3 separate regions of the Homo sapiens genome follow, and all the other regions are linked to region 2. The links are chromatin loops, found by intact Hi-C in ENCODE. Cell type or tissue: endothelial cell of umbilical vein. All regions are shown on one strand.

What was found. Hi-C counts contacts between places; a loop is a spot of excess contacts. Peaks named below come from ENCODE experiments on the same cell type or tissue, not always from the same donor. Only the 100,000 strongest peaks of a DNase experiment are listed, where the experiment ranks them.
Region 1: a loop joins it to region 2, with 6 times the contacts of the local background. A loop is called at or near these places in 2 of 110 quality-filtered maps.
Region 3: it touches region 2 in a loop (6-fold over the local background); 2 of 110 quality-filtered maps call a loop at or near these places.

What each region holds. Positions count from the first base shown.
Region 1 is chr16:82,994,848-82,997,347 of GRCh38, reverse strand. All of the region lies in intron 2 of CDH13 (cadherin 13), which reads right to left. Among named protein-coding and RNA genes, the nearest start is that of MIR8058, 310 kb to the right of the region's middle. In endothelial cell of umbilical vein, no CTCF peak of the experiment used is centred here; a DNase peak (open chromatin) is centred at 1,137; H3K27ac peaks cover 1,910 bases.
Region 2 is chr16:83,067,609-83,070,108 of GRCh38, reverse strand. The region is part of intron 3 of CDH13 (cadherin 13); the gene reads right to left. Among named protein-coding and RNA genes, the nearest start is that of CDH13-AS1, 330 kb to the left of the region's middle. In endothelial cell of umbilical vein, a CTCF peak has its summit at 1,195 (motif pointing right); a DNase peak (open chromatin) is centred at 1,208; H3K27ac peaks cover 187 bases.
Region 3 is chr16:82,698,848-82,701,347 of GRCh38, reverse strand. The region is part of intron 1 of CDH13 (cadherin 13); the gene reads right to left. Among named protein-coding and RNA genes, the nearest start is that of MIR8058, 11 kb to the right of the region's middle. RefSeq lists an enhancer at 1,077-2,276. In endothelial cell of umbilical vein, no CTCF peak of the experiment used is centred here; DNase peaks (open chromatin) are centred at 237, 597 and 1,427; H3K27ac peaks cover 2,309 bases.

The DNA of each region.
Region 1 (2,500 bases), 73 kb after region 2:
CAACAATTAGTGAAAACGTATTAGGGTCAATCACAATACTGAGCACTGTGAGTTTACACATTTGCTTGTCAGTGAAATATTTAGCACAATATCTAGCCTAGAGTAAGGCATTATCATCTTTACCACCCATTACCATCATTATCATCATCACTACCATCAACATCACCACCATCATCACCATCACTATCATCACCATCATCACCATCATCACCACCATCACCACCATCAGCATCACCACCACTACCATCACCATCATCACCACCGTCATTACCATCACCACCATCACCATCACTATCATCATCATCATCATCACCACCATCACCATCATCACCATCACCATCACTATCATCATCATCACCACCATCACCATCATCATTACCACCACCACCACCATCATCAACAACACCATCGTAATTATCATTACCATAATAATCAACATCACCATCACCGCCATCAGCATCACCATCACTAGAATCATCATCACCACCACCGTAATCATTACTATCACCACCATCACCATCACTATCATCATCACCACCATCACCATCACCATTACCCCCACCATCACCATCGTCATCACCATCACTATAGTTATCATTACCATAATCATCATCACTACCATCATCATCATCATCACTCTCATTATGATTTTCTAAGATATCCTAAATAAATTTCCTAATATTTCCAAGTTGCAGTTACCTCATTTTTATTACAAGGCTAACATTGCCCCCTTATAAGGCGTAAAACTTAAACAAGGTCGTTTTTGTTGTTGCTATCATTAATGTTTTTGCTGATTTCAATGTATCACCTGACTCTGCAGCAAATCCAAAGAGTGCTTGTCAAGAAATCACACATTTCTAATGAACATGGAGACTAGCCCGGCAGAGAGATAAAGCAGGACCATGCTGGGTCCTGGGCTGGCTTTTGCACAACCGCCTAAGATCTTCACACAAAGAAGTATGCACTGTGCTCAGAGCTGACATTTCTGTAGTCATAAAGCTCAGTGTTGTTCCAGTTCAGGAAGCTGATGAGTCATGGGGTAGAGGCCACTGGGAGAGGAAGAGGGTTTACTCTTTTTTTTTCTTTTTCTTACCATTTTCATTACTTCTCAACTGATTTTCGATATACAACAGGAAAGGAACATAATGACCTTCTACTCACTGCCCCACCCAGAAAACCTCAAATAACTAATTGCCTTTTTTTCCTAAAATGGAAGAATTATTTCATCTGCCCGAAGGTTTTACTTCCTTCTGCTATGCTTTTGCCCGGTAAGCCTTTTAATCTTGTAAAGCACAGCCATATGAACAAACAAGGGAGAAAACAGGAAGATGGCAACTCTCCAAGTTCATCCCATTTTGAATCTCACTTGACAAACAGCGATGCATGGTTTTGATAAAGGGTATGAGGATTGTGATTTGACCTTCCTCTTGCCACTGTGTAAAATGTAAACACAGTTTACTTTCTCATAATTAAACGATATCGATTCCCCAGCAGCCCGCGAGAGGGTTGAATCATCTTTCTCCTCAATGGATGCAGCGTGATCCCTGTTATCATCTAGTTATATCCAATCAGAAGTAAACCATGACAAGCTGGGTGGGGGAATGCAGTGGCTTCCTGCTTCCAGAAGTTGTATAACTGGGGAGAAGTATCACATCTATTTTGAAAATAGTTGTTTGGTGTGTTTTTACGATACACCATGGTGTTATAATAGGTGATATCAGATTCAGTAGTTTAAAGCAAAAAGGACTTTTTTTCTCCCTTATTTAAGAGTCTAGGTTGGCAGTCCAGAATTGGAATGGTGGCTTGATGGTATTGGGGATGCATCCTGTTGCCATGCCATCTCTTCCATGTTACCCTTTTCAGCTTAATTCAAGATGATTCACCACCACGTTTGCGTTTCAGCTGAAGAAGGGAAAAACAGGAAGGGAAAATAGACTTCTTGCCTTTCAAAGGCATGGATTAATGTGCTAACATCACGCTCACTCATGTCTTAGTGGCCATCACCCAGTTCCATGGTCATACCTAGATGCAAGGTGGCTGGAGAAAGTAGTCTTTAGCTGAGTGACCACGAGCCCAGCAAAATCTGCTGTTGCAAAACGGAGGATGACTATAGCGAGATTCACTATGAGTTCTGGCCACAGTTGAGTTGAATAAATGTTTCCCCTAGAATGGAGAGAGGGTCCTAGTTGGGGTCTCTCCATCCCTGAGCCACTTGGGTTGTGATGATAATTGATAGTGATGATTAAAATGACGGGAATAAAGATAGCAGCAGTTAACATTTACTCACTTCTTGCTTTATGCCTCTTTGTACCAAGTGCTTTGTAAACATTATGCATTCTATCTTCAGGATAATCCTACAGGATCAATAGTATAATTACCCCAATTTTACCCATGAAGAAATGGAGCCGCATCAAGTTCAGAAACTTGCCCGAGGTCATGTAGCTAGTATGTGGCCAAATGAAACCCATCTGTCTCTATGTCCAAAGTTATTCTCTTAACC
Region 2 (2,500 bases):
ATTTCAGAACAGCTAGTGTGATATTTTAGGTGAAAACAATTTTTCTATCTAGAGAAGCATCAAGTGCCTTGAAAAAAAGGGAAGTTGTCCTCAAAATTTTGGGAAATTTTTAAAGTGCCATTGGCCCAATTTTTCTTCATTTCCTTACTTTTATTTCTTTTTCTGGTATCCATCAACTACACTGATTGCCGATTTCTGTCTGCATTTCTAGAGAGAGCAAGAATCAACATTTAGTTCAAATGGTTTGTTTTCCTCTAAAAGACAATTGCTTGCTGCCTGCCCTTGTGAGAGACAGAGCCTATCGTGTTAAATCTAAGGAGATGCATGGACCAGTTCCTGTCCACTCTGAACAGGGTTAGCACTGGAATGGGTGTCAGAGTGAGCCTTTGGGGAGAGCCAATCAGGGTGAGGATGGCCCCAGCCCAGGAAAAGACAAGAGGATGAGGCTGGAGGAAGCAGTGATAGTCTTTCTGAGAGGCAGCATGGCATAGTAGATAAGATTCTAGTAACACATTTCCTGAGTTTGAATCTTGGCTTTGCATTTTTTAGATAGGTGACTTTGGATGGTGACTTACCCTCTTCATGCCTCAGCTTTTCATCTTCAAAATAAGAATGACAATAACAATTTCTACCTTAGGGGGGGCTGTTACATACATGAAATGTTCACATAAAACAATGCCTGGCACGTAGTAGGTGTTTCTATAGGTGATTCTTAGAAAAGAAAACGGTATTGCAAAAATTATGTGATCATATTTACAAATTATTTTTATTAATCAGAAATCTGAAACTCACATTTCCACTAAAGAGTGCCACAGTTCCACTAAAGAGCCCTGTGGATGAATACTGATTGGTGTTAGAACTCTGATAAATAAGGGTGGCCTCATCTGAATGACATTGAGACCACTGATTACTCCTTTATTGGAAAATGCGCATTGACAAAAATAATTCAAGATGCAAACAAATAATTCAAGATGTACAATTAAATGAAATAATTTAATTAGATGTTTTATGGGATAAGTGAAAGACATGCCTTTGGGATTTTGAGAATCTGACTTAAATTGAAGCAGTTAATGCTTCTTGTTCTGGGATATCCAGACAACTGAACTGGGGGCATGGGAAATGGGTAACTTTTGCCTCAACAGCAAACCTTCTAAACCTTCATAGTGAAAACATTCTTAACCAGTGGGTGGCAATCATGTGTCATAATGCAAAAGACCATACTTCCTTTTGGAAAATTTAGACATTGGCCAGAAATTGAACAACAAGGGGGCAGGGAACGGTTAAGGCAGAAAAATTGGCAAGCAGGGTGTCCACAGCCCTTGCACTCCATGAACTTGCAGACTTAAAATACTGAAGCTCAAAGATGTAAACCATTCCCAACCTTTTTATGCCAACTGCCTGCTGAATTCTTCTTGCAGAGCTGTGGGGCATATTTTTTTAATTAATGGCATTAAAGATGAAGACCATGGAGGCCAGTATGTTTGGTGATGGCAAAGGCTTATTGGGAAGTCAGAAGAATGGTCAGGTGGCTGGTTCAGAGGGTCAGGCCATAGTGTTTAAAGAGGCTGGTTACAACAAAAAGAGCAACGAGTGTGAGAATTGTACCGCATACAGCCTTACCTTATTGGCTTGCTCAACATTCGCCAAACCCTGAACGTCATCACACAAGTGAGAGGGTAGCATATTTCATATGTGACTAGTCTCCAAAGTTACAGAGTCTTGGGAAGTTCCACTTAATAGCCAAGCAGCAATGAGTCAGTCAGTTTTCCTCCATAAGCCTCAGTTATTCTAGATAGATAATAAAGTGGGGATGAAAGTTATATGGCAAAACCTTAGGGTTTTTTAGACACTAAGTGAGATAATGCCTATAAAATGATTAGAATGATGTCTGGCACTTAAGAAAATGTATAGAAATATGATTCTAATTTCATTGGAAGTTGGCATCTGCTGTGTACAATTCAACCCAGCAGATCCGACTGTGGTAATGCTCTCAGCTATCCATTTCAGGTGGGGCCCTTGTTTTGCCAAGTCCTCCTTGTATCTTTCACAAAGTGGCAGTCATATGGATCTAATAGAGGAGCTGGGAGGATTGACTGAGATGATGAACTGATCATGCTCTGGTAGCCTCAGAGTTGAGAATGAGGGTGAAGGCTTCTTAAGCCCAGGCCAGGGATATTTTTCATAGGTCCTCCTTCAAACTTTTTGGCCAGAGCAGGTGGCGAAATGGAGGATAGAGGGGATGGGAGGCCTGAGACATTCCGGTATCTAGAGGCCAGAGAGAAGAAGAGAGGGGCAGGAACAGCAGGCTGACGGAAGGAGAGGAACCAAGAGAGATTACTACTCTGCTCTCTGCTTTTCCTTTTTCATTAAAATGCTTTTCTTCATCCTATTCTGTTTCAGTATTTTCCTAACCTACTTTTGTTATTCAGTCATGTTTCCCTTGACTATAATAAATCAATTGCACTAAAATTATTATAGGTTGTGCATTTTATCCCTAAAG
Region 3 (2,500 bases), 370 kb after region 2:
AGTTGTAGAAAAATTATAAGTTGGATGGAAAAAGAGATCATGGCAAAAGGACCCCGTGGTCCATCTAAGAAAAATAGGACCTTGAACTAGGGCCATGCCCAAGGTTGAAAGGAGATGTGGATTTGAGAAATATTTCAGAGGTAGCATCAACAGGATTTAACAGCTAATATTAGTAGAAGGTGAGGAAGAGAAAGAAATAAAAAATTACTCAGAAGTTTCTAACTTTGGACATTGAGGGGATGGTAATGTCATTAGCTGCAATGAGAGAAAAAAACAGGAAGAGGAACTGACTCATGGAGGAGATAAGAAGTTTGCTTTTGAGCACATGCAACTGGGGCTATCCACAGGACAGCAGTTTGGAGATGCCCGGGGCGGGGGGGGGGGGGGGGGGGCGGGTTCCAGCACTTACAATGGTGCACGTAATGCACTGTAAAGAGAAGCAAATTACATGGCCTTTTCTTTGTAGATTTAGAGATCAGATTAGTGTTCTGAATAGTAATCATTTGGGATAGCGGCTATATAGAAAACACAACTTGATGTATTGGGAAGTCATACCAGAAAACAATTAAAATGCATCCTGTCAGGAACATAATCACTGAAATCCTTTGTGAGGGCAAAGAGGAGGGTGAGACTCAAAACAGGATGAGAAGCTGTGATCTTCTCACAGTTGCTTTCTCTGACTGTTTTTGAAATTCTAGGACAGGACTGAAAACCTGAGATTCTTAGAAATGATTAAGTTTAACCCAAATCCAGACTTCTTAATCCCTGGGGATGGACATTTACACATAGAAAGACACACAGACACACACACACACACACACACACACTTACTAGCCCTAATTCTTGTATCTTCCTTAATAATAAAGTTTGACTTTATTATTTGAAAATACAAGCTAATGTCCACTTATGTACATTATACACATACACGGTAACTCTTCACTGGTGGGGATACTTTCAAAAATCTCCTCTGCATAGAACGTTGGTCACGTTTTACGCATGGTACTGATTCTCATCGTCTGTTCTTTAAAGTGTTCTCTCATGGGATGCCCTGTGAACAAAAGGGTTCCCAGGTCAAGTAGATTTGGAAACTGCTGCACATTCTAAACCCTTCTTGGAAATTCAGTATGCACATTCACAGATTAAAGCCTCTGAGAAGTCCCGCAGGAAAAATTCATTTAAATTTCTTTAACCTAAATGATCCCCAATATGTTCAGCCATATTTGTCTTTGATGCTATAACCCTTCTCAGCATCCTGATGAACTAATATCCATAAAATATACTTTGTGTCACCCTAGTAAAGACCAAACTTCTGTAACAGGCGAACTTCTAGAGTAAGCCAATCTTAGCCAAGTTGGGATAAATCAACAAAGCTCTCTGGCAACTTGCAGGCAAATGCCCAGCCAACTAATTGGATGACTCATTTTATTTTCCTTTTTCGGAAAACTGTTGAAACATTGCATCAGTGTCACCCATGTGGACCTTCATAAGCTGTATTATTTATTGTTTGTAAAAACTAGATGGGACATTCCTCTCTCAACAGCTAAATGACATTTGGCATAGACAAAAGAGATTATCTTAATATCCTGTTACGTTTGTTCTGTGGCACTGTTTGGATTGTGGGTGGGAGAAGGTAAAACAGTAAAAGCTATGTTTGTGGATTAAGTGTAAGGATGCAAAATGTGTGTACTGATTACATTTTGGTTCAGCAGAAATGTCATAATCACCATGAAGACTTGTTTTATGCACATTCTCTTAAATACCATTTCTAAAAGGTTCTTAGTGGAGAGGAAATCTTGCTGGAAGGCAGAGTTATGACACGCATTAAGGGTGGCCATGTTAATGAAGTGGAGCAAGGGAAATGGGACCTGGGAATCGGCTGCCTCACCTTCTTTGCCCTTGAAATCAGCCTCCTCTCAGTCTGGGCTGGGTTGAAATTAACATAATGAGATGGCTTCTCTCCACTTGCAGAGTGTATGTTCTCAGGAGGATGGAGCTGAATGCACTCCCTACTACCGGTGGTCCTCCTGGAAGCTTAGTTCTCAGAGGCAGAGGACACAAGCAGCTGTCCTTGGCAGGGCAACCTCAGGTAATCATCAGTGACCCTCCCTGGCCCTACTACAGCCTGAATCCCAGTTTCATCACATAAGTTCCCATCTCTCCCCATATGAAAGGGGAGCTATTAGAAATATCCACCTTCAACAATCAGGCTTCTATGAAGATCAATTAAATGACAAGTATCAAAATGTCTTTTGCCAACAGAATATTGTATATTATTATTAGTATGAAGATGTTTTTTCTTCTTAAACTAGGGATGAACAAACTACGGCTCACGGGCCAAATGTGGCATGCAGTCTATTTTTATACAGCCTGGAAGCTAAGAATATCTCTGTTTTTTTACATTTTTAAAGGATTATTAAAAGAAAAAGGATAATAAGAAAAGGAAAAGAAGTAAAAAAAGAATATAGAACAGGGCCTGTACGTGGCCCCAAAGTCTAAAATA